Linked DNA regions of Homo sapiens: region 1 is linked to region 2. The links are chromatin loops, found by intact Hi-C in ENCODE. Cell type or tissue: psoas muscle. All regions are shown on one strand. Each heading gives the region's core, and the rest is flanking DNA. Links, peaks and the distances in the headings are about the cores only.

What was found. Hi-C counts contacts between places; a loop is a spot of excess contacts. Peaks named below come from ENCODE experiments on the same cell type or tissue, not always from the same donor. Only the 100,000 strongest peaks of a DNase experiment are listed, where the experiment ranks them.
Region 1: a loop joins it to region 2, with 2.0 times the contacts of the local background. A loop is called at or near these places in 11 of 110 quality-filtered maps.

Annotation. Positions count from the first base shown.
Region 1 is chr13:26,321,760-26,329,187 of GRCh38, reverse strand. All of the region lies in intron 1 of CDK8 (cyclin dependent kinase 8), which reads right to left. Among named protein-coding and RNA genes, the nearest start is that of CDK8, 71 kb to the right of the region's middle. In psoas muscle, for the core only: no CTCF peak of the experiment used is centred there; no DNase peak of the experiment used is centred there; H3K4me3 peaks cover 707 bases; H3K27ac peaks cover 2,500 bases.
Region 2 is chr13:26,262,463-26,269,890 of GRCh38, reverse strand. All of the region lies in intron 1 of CDK8 (cyclin dependent kinase 8), which reads right to left. Among named protein-coding and RNA genes, the nearest start is that of CDK8, 12 kb to the right of the region's middle. In psoas muscle, for the core only: no CTCF peak of the experiment used is centred there; no DNase peak of the experiment used is centred there.

The DNA.
Region 1 (7,428 bases), core at 2,675-5,174, 60 kb before region 2:
CTACACTGCTTCCTAAAACTCTATTTAAACTATGGTAAAGGGAATTTTTAAAAGACATAAGGACGATAAGTATAAAAACTGAGACTGAAGATAGCATAAAAATGTGGAAACTAGAAAGCAAATGGACAAAAAATAGCTGATTAAGAGGATCCAAGAAAACAAAATCAGAAGTTGACAGTGAAGAAAGCCAAGAACCAATTAGACTTACACAGCAAAATCATGCAATGGCAGAGAATTGAGACTATAAAATATGCTAGAAGTAGAAATGGCTGAATGGAAGACAAAGTGGAGGAGATATCCTAGAACAGAATAGCAGGAGACAAAGTGAGAGAGGGGCAAAAGAAAAATAGGAAAATTGGAGGAGCAATTCAAGCAATTCAAGAAAACTTCCAAATTGAAAGACATAATTTCCAAAACTGGAAGGGTCTACCAAATTCCCATCCCAAATAAATGAAAATAGGCCTATCCCAAGACACAATATCTACATATTTCAGAAAAGTGGAGACAAACAGTACATTTTACATTTTACAAGCTTCCAGTGGGGATGGGTAACAAATCACTTAGAAAGGGATCAGTAATCAGGAGACCTTTGGTCCTCTCAAAATGAGTTTTGCAAGCTAGAAGTTCTAGACTAGCTCTGCATTGTATAAAATTGTTATATACTGATTACATTGTCAACAGATGTGGTTTAGGGTTTAAGCTCTGTGGTTTAGGGTTTAGGAGCCTGTTCTGGAGAATTAAATTTTCAGTTGCAAAGATAGGAAAATATTCTGGAACAGTCAACCAGATCAAGGAGCTTGCACCAGATTGTAAAGCAGTACACTACTTCTTTCATGGAAAAAGACATGCTTTAAGGAAAACAAAACAGCTGAAATAATCATAATCACTGTGTTTAGTTATATAGTAAGAACTGTGAATTACCTAAAGGCTAATGTGTAGGTCTAAGATTTAATTATCTTAAATATGTGATAATGTGTAAGATCATAAACAACTGCCATTGCATGCTGAGGTATGATGATTATTAAGGGGGAAAGGTCAGTGAGAATGCTGGACTATGACATAAAATCTTAGTGGCTGTGCAAGATAATAAACCAGTTTGGTCCGAATGCTTTAGAGATGTTAAATGAACAGCCTAAGTTGCTTTGGTGTGGTATCTTTGGTATTTTTAGTGACCACAGTATTTCCAACTAGGGAAAGAAAGCAAAAGTTAAAAAAAAAAAAAAAGACAGCTCTTAAATATATGTTCTTGGGCCTTAGCCATATTTTAAATCATTTTTAATAAAATTTCATTATTTAAAACAATTAAAGGTCCTAACAATTATTGTTCTTGCATTATTTTCTTTCTTTTTATTTTTGTTTGAGACAAAGTCTGGCTCTGTCACCCAGGCTGGAGTGCAGTGGCGCAATCTCGGCTCACTGTAACCTCCACCTCCCGGGTTCAAGCGATTCTCCTGCCTCTGCCTCCTGAGTAGCTGGGATTACAAGCACCCACCACCACACCCAGCTAATTTTTGTATCTGTAGTAGAGACAGGGTTTAACCATGTTGTCCAGGCTGGTCTCGAACTCCTGACCTCAGGTGATCCACCTGCCTCAGCCTCCCAAAGTTCCGGGATTACAGGCATGAGCCACCGCACCTGGTTGTTCTTGCTTTATTTTCAAAAACTGCCTAGAACTATTTCTTACCTTGGGTATCATGACTCAGGTTAACAATTGTATCATTTAAAACCCTTCTAGACTTAGGTCCCAAATTCAGAATAACAAAGCTAATAAAACGTATTTTACGCCTAAAACATCCTTAAATTTTCTGGAATGGCCAGGAGGTAACATAAAGATTTATTCCTTTACCTTAAAAAAGGAAGGATAATAGAAATAATTAGATTTGGTCAACATTCCTACAATGTTATTTAATTCAAAATTATAAAAATTCTTATTGATAAATTAATTTATTTGGTAAATCACAAGAGAAATTTGGGCTGTATAAATCAATTATATGCAAATAAAATATTAATGAATATATCCTCAATGGTTATGTACTTTAAGTTGAAAAAAGGCAAACTCATGCTCATATACAAAAACTGGTACAATAACTACTTCAAATTGATTTTTGTTTCTAGATTTCAGTATCCTTATTAATCATGGACAATCAAGGTACACTTGATGATAGAAACTAAAGGGCCACGTAGATTTGTCAGATTCCTCACTATTCATAATATGTCTAATCCCCTGCATAATTACTGACTGAATCTGTGTATTGTATGCCACTAGATGATCCATTCTTTTCCATTCTATTAATTCTAGTTAAGATAATAACTTTCCAGGGCTGCTGAATCTTATCATTGATGGAAACAACTATCAGCTGTATATGGCCGTAGATTAGGTGTCTGGCTATTTTTGAAGCATCATTAGACAGAGACTGCACTTGAACACACTCCAATGACTTTGCCAGATTCTGTTAACAACTAATGCAGCAGTAAAACACATTGGCTCTGAATTATAGCATCGCAACAGATCCTCAAATTACTAAAGGTCTGTCCCAGCCAGAGACCTCAAACTAAAGATTCTTAAGAATCTTCCAGAAGAAGATGATCTTAGAGACAGATATAGCTTCTACCCAAGACTTCTGGATCAAAAGGAACGAAAGAGACAGCTTCTACTCAGGACCCATGGAACAAAGATCTAGATGGCCAGAACCATAAATTATCATGCTTTAATTTGTATGCTCTTATTTTGTGTCCAAGCTATTGTCTTTCCTTTGGTTTAAATTTCTGAATTGTTAACAGGCACTTGTTAACTCCAACAACGATACCTATAAGACCTTACCCATAATATTGCTTTGTGCATCCCTAGTCACTGTCTGTATGAGTCTATTGTCAGGGTACAATTTGCTCGTGATTTAACTAAAATATGCAATCAAACCAATGGTTGAGATTGTAGCCACTTTCTTTTGGGTGCAACTCAGCTTACTCTAGTTCCTGGGCAATTACATTTAACTACTAAGCAACTCTTTAAATAGTAAACTAAAAATAGTAAACAGGACAGATACCCCTATGATGTCATACTTAGGAAAGTTTTTGTCAACACCAAAACCACACTTAGGGACAAAGGCTCTTGGCTTAGAAGTAGAATACAAACTCTGTTAATAATCTCTCAGCATTTGTCAGTGTTAAATTACTCAAATGTGACCTCCAGAACCTTAAATGTGTACAGCCATTTTTCGTTCAGATGACTCAACAGCTAACCTTAAAACAATAACAAAAGGTATACATGAAGAACTGACTTCAGTCCAACAACAGATGAGGTTGTCTTAATAATCTCCTATCTCCTAACAATGGTAAAGATCTGTATTTCATTGAACAATGATCTGAATACCCTGAATCTGGCCAAAAGGAGGGAATGAGAAAGTGAAATGAACCCCACTGATAATCATATTATTATTTCCCTAACAGATCGGTAGCACGGCCAGTACCAAGAGAACCCAGCCCTGCTTCACTCCTCCCAAACGGAATACTGAAGCACCTAATTCCCAAACTGACCTCCCTTCATGACAATATCCAATCCAGATCTGTTCTACTTCCCCTAGTCTTTCCTTAGAATCATTCAGCCCAAGCCAAATCCCTATAAAGAACTTGCTCTTTTCTTACCGAGATACCTCATACTTCATCTGGCGTGAGCTCTCGCTTGCTAGAGCAGGCTAATAAGTTTTGGCTACAGGTGCACTCCTGGTGGCATTTATCATTTATCATGCCCAATAATCTTACACAAGATTACAATGCATCAAAGCAAATTAAACAACACTTTCTTTTAAATGAGGTAAAACCTGAAAGAGCACTTTCTAGCTAGTTATGCTACATTTTGTTTAAGGTCCCTTGCCATATTAACACATACTGCTTTTTTGATCATTCTGACAAATGAAATATACTAGGTAACTTTTTAGTTAATGATGTAAGTTTATTCAAAAGATTATTAGAACTATTAATTCTAGATTTGTGGGAATTTCCTAGCAATTTGGGGGAAGTTCCTGTGCTTGGCACTGTTATAATCTCTGAGATATGGCACTGAACAAGACAGATTCAACAGGAATTACTTTCAAGTTTCCTGGCAGCTCCAGATGCCAAGCTCCAAGAAGTTGCAAGCCTTCTTGTAAACCTAGCAATGAATACCTCTCCTCTGCATTATCTCATGAAATTCAAGCCAGGTTTATACTTCAAATTCATCTTTACCTTGTTTGGAGAAACAGCAGAGCTTAAAAAAATATTTGTCTTGGAGGCTGAAAGAAACACTTGGTCTTTTCTTGTCTGTTTCAGTTATAAAATTACAGTACATTATCAGAACTAGAATGTGGAGGTTTTCCATTAAATTACTTACCAATCAGTCTTTCTTAAATTATCTTCCCAAAGTCATTTGCCTTAACAACTCTATTAAGAAAAAAAAATTTAAACTTATTGGATCTTCAAGAATCATATTTTGACATTGATCATTTATAATCATTCTTTTCTCCTTAACACTCATGCTAGAAGATATGGGCAACCCTAAAAACAGAAATTAATGTACACGAATACTTTTGCACTCAAATGGTTAGTATTTCCTGCTATTTCATAGATCTGCCTAATTTATTTCTACTTGGCCTGAAACATATTTTTCTTAAAAGTACTATTACATTCAGGCATGTGAATGCACCTGAACATTTCTGAAGTGTTCATGTTATACTCCAAGTGTTACTATAAATAAGTACTCAAGAGTGATGTGCTAATAAGACATCCTAAAAATGTCTTTGTCTCCTTAATCGACTTTCTAACATTTCTATCTTTTTAGTAATATAGTCACCAAATCAAAGCTACTTTCTACCCCGTCAACAATACTAACTGTAAATATTTTATGAATGCTAGTTGTTGAAAAAATAAGATGAGATCTAAAATCATTACAACTCTGCCTCACATGGAGAGTCTTTATTGCACCATTAGCAACACAATGTTTGAGGTTATAAACAAATGCCTGAGTTTATAAACAAAAATATCTGACCACAAACTTTTCTATTTAAAGAAATTAATATACCTTCTCACTCTTGCACTCTGTATCAATTATTTCTAGGATCCTTTAAACACTAATATTTAACATTACTTAATGGTTCTCATTTAAATTGGTAAGGATATGGAGGAATGGTTACTATTCCACAGGCCTTGCTACTAAGAGTACAAACTGGTACAAACATGTTAGGGACCAGTCTGGCATAGTGATTAAGTACAGCATGTGTATTTCCTATGACAGCCAATGCCTCTGCTGATTATACACCACAGGAAAGGTTTCATATAGCTGCAAAAAGTACCATCTTTGCAGAGGCAAACACTGGAAATAGATAACCTGTGGTATATGCACTTAAAGACACATTTAAAGAGAATACATGGTCAAAAGTCACAAGCTGAACGTGCATATACGTGAGTAGAAAAATTTTATTTAAAGGAATGAGATTTACACTACAGAATTCCTTATATAAAAATTTAAAACCACACTCAAAACTATATTTTCATGGACACAAGCATGGAAATAAAGATATCTGGGTTGGAAAGTGGGCTGGAAGAACATACACTGAACAAATGAGAACGAGGGCCTAATATAAAGGGAGAAGAGGACAGTGCTCTGGACTGAACTGTCTCCCCCCAAATTTCATATGATGAAGCACTAACCCACAATGTGATGGTATTTGGATATGGGCCTTGGGGAGGTAATTAGGTTTCGATGAGTTCATGAAGGTGGGGTCTTCAAGATGAGATTAGTGCCATTATAAGAAGAGAAACCAGAGCGCTTGCTTGTTCCCTCTCCCTCTCCCTCTCCCTCTCCCTCTCCCTCTCCCTCTCTCTCTCCCTCTCTCTCTCTCTCTCTCTCTCTCTCTCACATGTGAGGACACAGTGAGAAGACAGCCAGGAAGAAAGGAAGCCAGGAAGATAGCCCTCACCAGGAATCTTGATCTTGGATTTTACAACTTCCAGAACTGGGAGAAGTTAAATGTGTGCTGTTTAAGCCACCCACTCTATGTAGATGTAGCCCAAACAGACTAAGACAGAGATGAAGGAATGAAAAATGAAGAACAAAGTAGGACCTTGTACAGACTGACAATGACAATATGCCATGCATCGAGCAGTATTTTCAACTCAATTCTATGTACCTATTGCCCAAAAAACAAACAAGAATCAACCATCCAGTTAAATGGAACTACCGCTATCTAAATACAAAATTAGGGATTCCCAAAATTCTGTAGAAAAAAAATTATCGTGAGAGGAGAGCCAAATTTGGCAAATGCCAAAGATATATAAAATCGACAAAATTTCAGTTGAATTACATAGATATTTGACAGTGTTAAACACAATAAAATTAACAAGACCTGATCAGACTTTCAGAAAAACCATGCAACAAGCAGTACACATTGGAAGGGATCAAGACTGGAGGGAAGAAGACTACTAAAGAAGTGACTGTCAATAACTCGAGTCAGATAAGTACCAAAACTATAAATTTTGCTATTTTCAATATACAATTTAGCACGAGTGTAAACAGGAAGTGATAAACTCACCTTGGCTGCCTAATAGTAGTCCCAGATACAGGTAGAGTGTTTCTCGTGAATTAAAAACTGGCAAGAAGAAACCTGCCCCTTTTTCCCTGTCTCCTCCCACTCACCACCCCACCCCCAATTACACATAAGATAGAAGTGGATTAAGGACTCACTGTAATTAGGTAAATATGTAACACCCTACCAAAAGTGAAATAACCACACAGAGTGAGAAAAGATCAGTATATGTCACAGTGGATGGAGGTGAATGAATGGGAGCATCAGCAGCCAGCGAATCTCACAAGGCAGGGTCATTTAGGGTCATCAAACTTAAGTCTTGTAGCAATGTTAATATTAACCTTTTCTATTTGAGAATTTCATACCATTCTTTAAAAAAATTACTCTAATAAATTTATAAGCCCTAAGTTCTCCTAATTCTTGAACCAAATTCAGTGTTATTTGAAGGGAGGAAACCATGTCATTTCCCAATAGTTGGAAAAACATCATTGCCACTAACTTTCCGGAACACCAAAAGGCCCATTTCTCTGTAAGCAAATATTCAATCAGTGGGACTTCCTGGCAGGAAGACCAGGAATAGGATTTCTATATGATGATGATAACATTTATCCCGAATTTTCTGTATGTCAAGATACTAGGCATTTAAGATACATGTTGAAGTCAGCACCACATGCGCTCTGCAATTATTTATATAAAATATCTATTTTACATGTCTCTAAGTATGTATAATAGGGTATTCATATATGGTCTTTCTATACATATATGTATGCACATGTAAATATATAAAAATAAATAGCATAAATATGAACATATATAATATATACATTTACATATCTGCATATAGACAGACATAAAGCTACATAAAGATATA
Region 2 (7,428 bases), core at 3,348-5,847:
CTCTAAAAAATAAATAAATAAATAAATAATAAGTAACTAGTAGCAAATGCTATCTTCTATTCCAAAACTTTTCAAGAATATAGTACAGAATTTTACTAAGAAAAAAACCTAATTGCACTACATTCTCATTTGAAAACCACCAAGCACATTTTAAATTCAGTGAGTCCAGTTACTCAAAGTGCAATAGAAATACAGAAAAGACACTACATGATCAAAGTCAAAGCAAGATTGTTTTAAAGTGACATGTACTCAGTATTTTTTGCTTGCATTGAAATTTTCATGTACTTAGGAACATCAGACTGAATCACCTTTTAGAATAGAATGATCCCATAAAAAAAAAAACAATCTAAAGAGAAATAGATCAAGTAAGAGAGGTATGTGCTACTTTGATCGATTTCCTTAAGTTTTTTACTTACTTCCGAATTTAGCTTATGCCACAAACTTAAAGGGGATCTGCAGAGGTCAGCTAGTCTTGGCTAAAACACTGACAATATCGACTTTCAGCTCCAGGATATCTGGTTTAAATTCTCAAGCACAGCTGGACTCATTTGTACTAAAATAGGTTTTTAGATAAAAAGATAAAAATATATGTGTATTTCAGCTTCCTATCTATAAGGAGTACTTTCCAAAGTCTATTAAGCAGTCATTGTATCCATACTATCAAGAATTATGTTTAGCAGTACTTAAAAGTTTCTTCAGAATTAACAAAATACATCAGAGCTGTCTTACAATCACCTGGCTGCTTACCTAACATGAATGAGTACTTCTGTTAAACATGAAGTCAAGCAATTCTACTGGCAACAGAAAGGGCTCCAGCCTCTCATTCTATGGAGGCAAGTCCATAAGTGAACGCAACTGAGAAAGGCAACAATAAACAATGTCAAAGCCAACATCAGTATGAAACAGAAAAAGCAAGCCAAAAAGTGAGGAGAAAGGAAAAAAATCAGGAGTAGGAATGTCAGTGCTGGGTAGGAAATGAGAGGATGACCAAGGCCAACCAACAAGAAATGGAAAGAAAGATGATCTAAGCAAGAGTAAGAGAACTACAGGTCAGTGCTAAATAAACTGCATGGAGGTAGAATACCAAGAGCATCAATCATTTGTCACAAATTGTAGCAACATTATCAAGTTGGAATAGAGAAATCTGATGAAAGTAAACATAAAATAAGATGTAAAAATAATGAAATAACTGTAATTTTAAATACCTATATGGCTCTCGAGTTTTTTTTAATCCCCACCAGTAATCTAAAATACACAGGATTAGCTAAGTATGGTGGCATAGTCCTATAGCCTGTGCCTGTAGTCCTAGCTACTCAGGAGGCTGAGGCAGGAGGAACACTTGAGCTCAGGAGTTCTAGACCAGCCTGGGCAACATGGCAAAACTACATCTCTACAAAAAATACAATAATTAGCCAGATGTGGTGACACATGCCTGTAATCCCAGCCATTCAGGAGGCTGAGGTGGGAGAATGGGTTAAGCCCAAGAGTTCAAGGCTGCAGTGAGCCATGACTGCACTACTGCACTCCAGCCTGGGTGACAGAACAAGACCTTGTCTCAAAATAAAATAACATACACAGGACTGTGTGTGTGTGTGTGTGTGTGTGTGTGTGTGTGTGTGTGTGTGTGTGTGTGTTGGGGGAGGGGGGAGCAAAACTTTCAAAAAAAAATCTCAACAATTCTGACTTTACAATGTATTTAACCCCATGATTCAAACATGTCATTACTATATTTACTCCCATTTCTTCTTTCCAAAAAGTTTTGTTTTTGGAGTTTTGATGTGAGTGTAATTGGTGCAACATTTTTAGAGGACAAAGATTAGACCTCAAAAGAGTCTGGCCCAGGCCTGGGAAGAGATATTCCTAGGAAACTGACCTGCTTGCAGTGATCTGCTAGGGTTGTTACCAGTTACTTGTACTTGAGCATGGTGATCAGAGTTTCTAGAACCATTGAAGGAAGCCAGGAGGGATAAAACTCCCTGTGGATTTAGCAAAGGGAGCTTCTCTTGCTTGATGGAAACCTCACTTTCTGCCAGTGTATCATCCATGGCAAATGTCTCCATGGAGAACTTTGGGAGCCTGGGAAGTTCTACCTCCATCTGACAGCATGTTGTATACAAAGACAGACGCAAAGGACATTTATTGCAGTTCTGTTTCAATGAAAACAACCTAAATGTCCTTGCACTGGACCAGTATATTATACACATAAAACAAAACGATGAACTGATAAAATGAATTGAGTTACAGGTGCTGATATAGATCTCCAAAACATATGAACTGAAAAAAGCAAAGCACAGAATAACACATATTTAAATTTTTTTCCACGGTCATGCATTATCTGCTCAAAAAGAATAAAGTACTAAAGTAAATTTTGAAGTCTACCCATACATATATTTGCTTCTATATGCAGATACACAAGGAGCCACTGGTAATAATTATCCCTAAAAAGTGGAAGCTCAATCTGAGGTAAAAGGGGGACTTAGATTTTCCTGGGTACTCTTATGTACAATTTAAATGTTTTATCATGAGACTATATTAATTTCATAGTCCCATCTTATTTCATAATGAAATATAGTTGTTGAAAGTATATGACCTTTGACCTGAAATTCTACTTCAAGGACTTCATATGACACTGGAGAACTGCACGCATATTTACTGACATCCCTTGCTAACTGCAATGGCTGTAATTTGGAGATTACTTCAACATCTATCCCTAAAAACTGGTTGACTACATATTTATTAATATATGCATATGTATCATCTGATATTCAGCAATAATTAAAAATGCTGATTTAGAGCTACGTTTACCAACATGGAAAGATGCATAATATTTTTGAATGAAAAAATGTAAGATCATAGATGTTATTAATGTATACATATATTCAAAGTCATCTGGAAAGACAAGGAAAATATTAATTGTCTCCTAATTATAGAGTTAGGGTTTTAAGAATACATTTCTGGACTACTTGAATTCATCACAATGAAGAGTCATTATTTTTATAATCAGAAAAAGAAAAAGCCATTTTCTTTTTATTAAAAAATGAGAAATATCCTGAATAGCATGGAGTACAAAATAAATAAATGGCATCTACAGGTTTCACTTCAGTAACACAGCCAGCAGAGAAACAGGAATGGCAGTGATGCTTTTCATTGCTTTGCTCTGAATAAGGCTAACCATCAAAGTACCAAAAACACTGAATAAAACCTACAAAGTGTGTTATGACTTAAGCTTTGGTATCCAAAAATCTTTAGCTGAAGTTTTATTTCGTTTATTTTATTTAACCCAGACACTTCTTTATCTCCCTTGCCCTCTGAGCCACATGTGACACTTCCTATCTCTGACTCCTGGAAAGACTCTTCCTGGCTGTTATTCTACCTACAAGGTCCTAGTATTTCTCCAAGCTGCCCTGTACAGCCAGTAAGCTGTACACTCCACGGTTCCTGTTATACAATATGGCAACCTTGGGTTTTCTCCTTTCTAGACTCAATTTTTGGCCTCCTAGGTAGACATCTCTTTCTTCGCACTTTATACAAGGCCCTTGTCTTGCTCTATACACTCTCCCTAGGCAATTTCATCACCACTGAAAGCTACCACTTTAAGTACTTTAAGTACATAGTCTAACTCTAGCCAGACTCCTCTCTTGAGCATTAAATTTACATATCTGCCTAATGCACATTTCTTCTCAGATGTTTAACAGGTACCTGAAAGTCAACATATCAAAGCTCAATCATCATCTTCCACCTCAAGCTTGCTCCTCTTTCTGTTTTGGCTATGTGAATGGCAATATCCAGCTGCCCAAGCCAGAAACCTGGGCATCATCCTTGGTTCTCACTTGTTCATCTATCATATCCAATAAATCAACAAGTCCTATCATTTCTCCCTCCTCATCCCCTCTCTCACTTCCCTAATTCAAGTCACTAGCATCTCTCACCTGGATTACTATTACATTCTCCTAACCACAGCTTCCTATGGCCATTCTGATCGTGTTACCAAGCAATCTTTTTAAATGAGAAATCGGAACTTATTACTATCTGCTTAAGACCCTAAGCATGGTTCCCACTGACTTCGGAAGAAAGTACAAAATCCATGACTTGATTTACAACAATCTGCTTACTTCCCCAATTTGATTATTTATACCTCTCCCTCCACCCCTCCAAGATCTGGCATGGAAATTCTTTCAATTGTCTCACCGTACATACCATCTTTCCTTCATGTCTTTGTGCATGCTACTCAGTGGCAGCTGCAAAGGATAGCTTCCCCCCATAATACACAAGCTCCCAAAATTACCTCAAATAAACAATTTCAGTTGCAACTTGCTTACTACACATTACTGCACTGCCTCTTCATCTAGACAGCACCGTCTTCCTTATAAAGTAATTCTGGAGCCACGAGTGATATTACCTCTCTCACCTGCACTATAACTCCTCAAGCCCCCACTAACTCTTATTTATTGCCCATTCACAATTTCTAATTATCTTTCAAGTCACAAGTGAAATATACTTGAGCTCCCCAAGGGCAGATTAGGTACTTCCATGGCAACCTACAATTTTCCCTACTGCAGCCCTTATCCTACTATATTACAATTGTTTACCTGCCTATGCCCCTCAAAAGTCTGTAAGTTCCCTAAAGAGTTATTAGACCATGGGCTGTTCACTGCTGAATCACCTACATCTGGCACAGAACCTAGCATAGTTGGTGGGAATGTAAACTAGTACAGCCACTATAAAAAACAGTACGAAGATTTCTCAAAAAACTAAAAATAGAATTACCATTCAATCCAGCAATCAAAGAGATACTGGGTATCTCTACCCCAAGGAAAAGAAATCAGTATATCAAGGGGATACCTACACTCGCATGTTTATGGCAACACTATTTACAACAGCAAAGGTATGGCATCAATCTAAGTGTCCATCAGCAGATTAATGGATAAAGAAAATGTGGCATATATTCACAATGGAATACTATTCAGCCACAAAAAAGAAGGAAATCATATCATTTGCAGCAACGTGAATGGAACTTGAGATCCTTATGTTAAGTGAAATAAGCCAGGCACAAAAAGACAAATATCATATGTTCTCATTCATACATGGGAGCTACAAAAAAATGAACACAAGGATGTAGACAGTGAAAAATAGATAAAGGGGACTAGGAAGGGTGAGTGGGGAGGGAGGAGAGGAGGAGAAGTGAGTTAAAGGGTGCAGATATAGATTAACGTAATAGAAATAAATTCAATGTTTGATAGTAGAGTAGGAGTACTAAACAAAAATGCACTGCAGTCTGGTGATGAACTTCCTAAGTACCCTGACTTCACCACTATGCATATATACATCTAAGAAAATTTCTCGTGTGCCCCATAAATTTGTACAAGAACCAATCATATAAGAGACATTCAGTAAATAGTTACCAAATAAATTATAAGCACACAAATTTACAAAAAGAACTGCAGCTACTGGGAGGGGTGACGTGCTAGTCCCACCCACTTGGGAGGCTAAGGTGGGAGGATCAGTTGAGCCCAGGAATTCAAGGCTGAAGTGAGCCATGATTGCACCACAGCACTCCAGCCCAGGGAACAGAGTGAGACCCTGTCTCAATAAAATTAATTAATTAATTAATTTTAAGAAAAAAAAGAACGGCAGCTAAAGGCAAACCATAATGAAATGCCAAATATTTAAATAATTTAATTTTACACTTTAAAAAATCAACATTAAGTCAGCATTAAAAAATAAATTACAAGTATGTCTTGCTTTCTGTCTGACATTTTCTTGGAAATTAGGTATAAACTTAATTTTTGCAAAGAAAGTCACATAATAAAACATTAGGAGACTCATTTACTTAAAGGGAGTCTTGGCTGGGAGCGGTGGCTCACGCCAGTAATCCCAGCACTTTGGGGGGCCCAGGTGGGCGGATCACGAGGTCAGGAGATCAAGACCATCCTGGCTAACACGATGAAACCCCGTCTCTACTAAAAGTACAAAAAAATTAGCCGGGCGTAGTGGCGGGCGCCTGTAGTCCCAGCTACTCGGGAGGCTGAGGCAGGAGAATGGCGTGAACCCAGGAGACGGAGCTAGCAGTGAGCCGAGATCGTGCCACTGCACTCCAGGCTGGGTGACATAGCGAGACTCCGTCTCGAAAAAAAAAAAAAAGGGAGTCTTTTAGCCGGGCGCGGTGGCTCACGCCTGTAATCCCAGCACTTTGGGAGGCCGAGGCAGGCGGATCCCTAAGGTCAGAAGTTTGTGGCCAGCCTGACCAACATGGTGAAACCCCATCTCTACTAAAAATACAAAATCTGCCAGGCTGGTGGCACATGCCTGTAATCTCAGCTACTCGGCAGGCTGAGGCAGGAGAATCTCTTGAACCAAGGAGGCGGAGGTTACAGTGAGCCAAGATCGTGCCATCGCACCCTAGCGTGGGCAACAAGAGCAAAACTCTGGCTCAAAAAAAAAGGTAATACCTACTCCCGGCCGGGCGCGGTGGCTCACGCCTGTAATCCCAGCACTTGGGAGGCTGAGGCAGGCGGATCACGAGGCCAGGAGATCGAGACCATCTTGGCTAACACGGTGAAACCCTGTCTCTACTAAAAATATAAAAAACTAGCCGGGTGTGGTGGCGGGCGCCTGTAGTCCCAGCTACTCGGGAGGCTGAGGCAGGAGAATGGCGTGAACCCGGGAAGCGGAGCTAGCAGTGAGCGGAGATCGCGCCATTGCACTCCAGCCTGGGCAACAGAGCGAGACTCCGTCTCAAAAAAAAAACCGAAAAACAAAAAAAACCTACTCCTTCTTTCCTCAAAAATATGACTTGTTTAATATAAACTACATTAGCACGACTTGACAAGTTTTCTTTTTATTCAATCCCTTTAGTCCTCTAAACAACCTATAGATTCAAATGTCTAGAAACACCCAGAGTAGGCCCTTCATCATGATGTAAAAATTCCTCTCTGTAGGATGATTATTTGTTAGAATTCATGGATTACAATAAAGTTATAGACTTTAAAGAACTTGTCTAGTGAGATGAGTAACTGAGTTACCTTGAATAGAAGTTAGTCTAAATAATTTTTTACTCATGTAACAAAAGGTAAATTTCAAATAAAACGATCATGCTATACAGACCAGTGATTTTAGGCAAAATTAAATGCCAACTGTGATTCAGAAACTAATTACGTTTTCCTTAATTTTAGAAATACAGATTTGATCCACATTTTAAAGGGTTCATTTTCAAAGTATATTTCAAAAAAATATTATTTCTAGTGGCTCAATTTTCAAATACCTTGGCCTTCCATTTCGATTCAGCCAACTACCGAGCTTGCTCTTGCCTTTGGATTGATTTTGGTATTGTTCAGTGCCATTCTGGGTAAAAACATAGGAAACCCATCAAATTTTGCTTCTCCTGGTATTTTCACAGGTATTACTTTTCTACTCTTCCCGTAATATGCC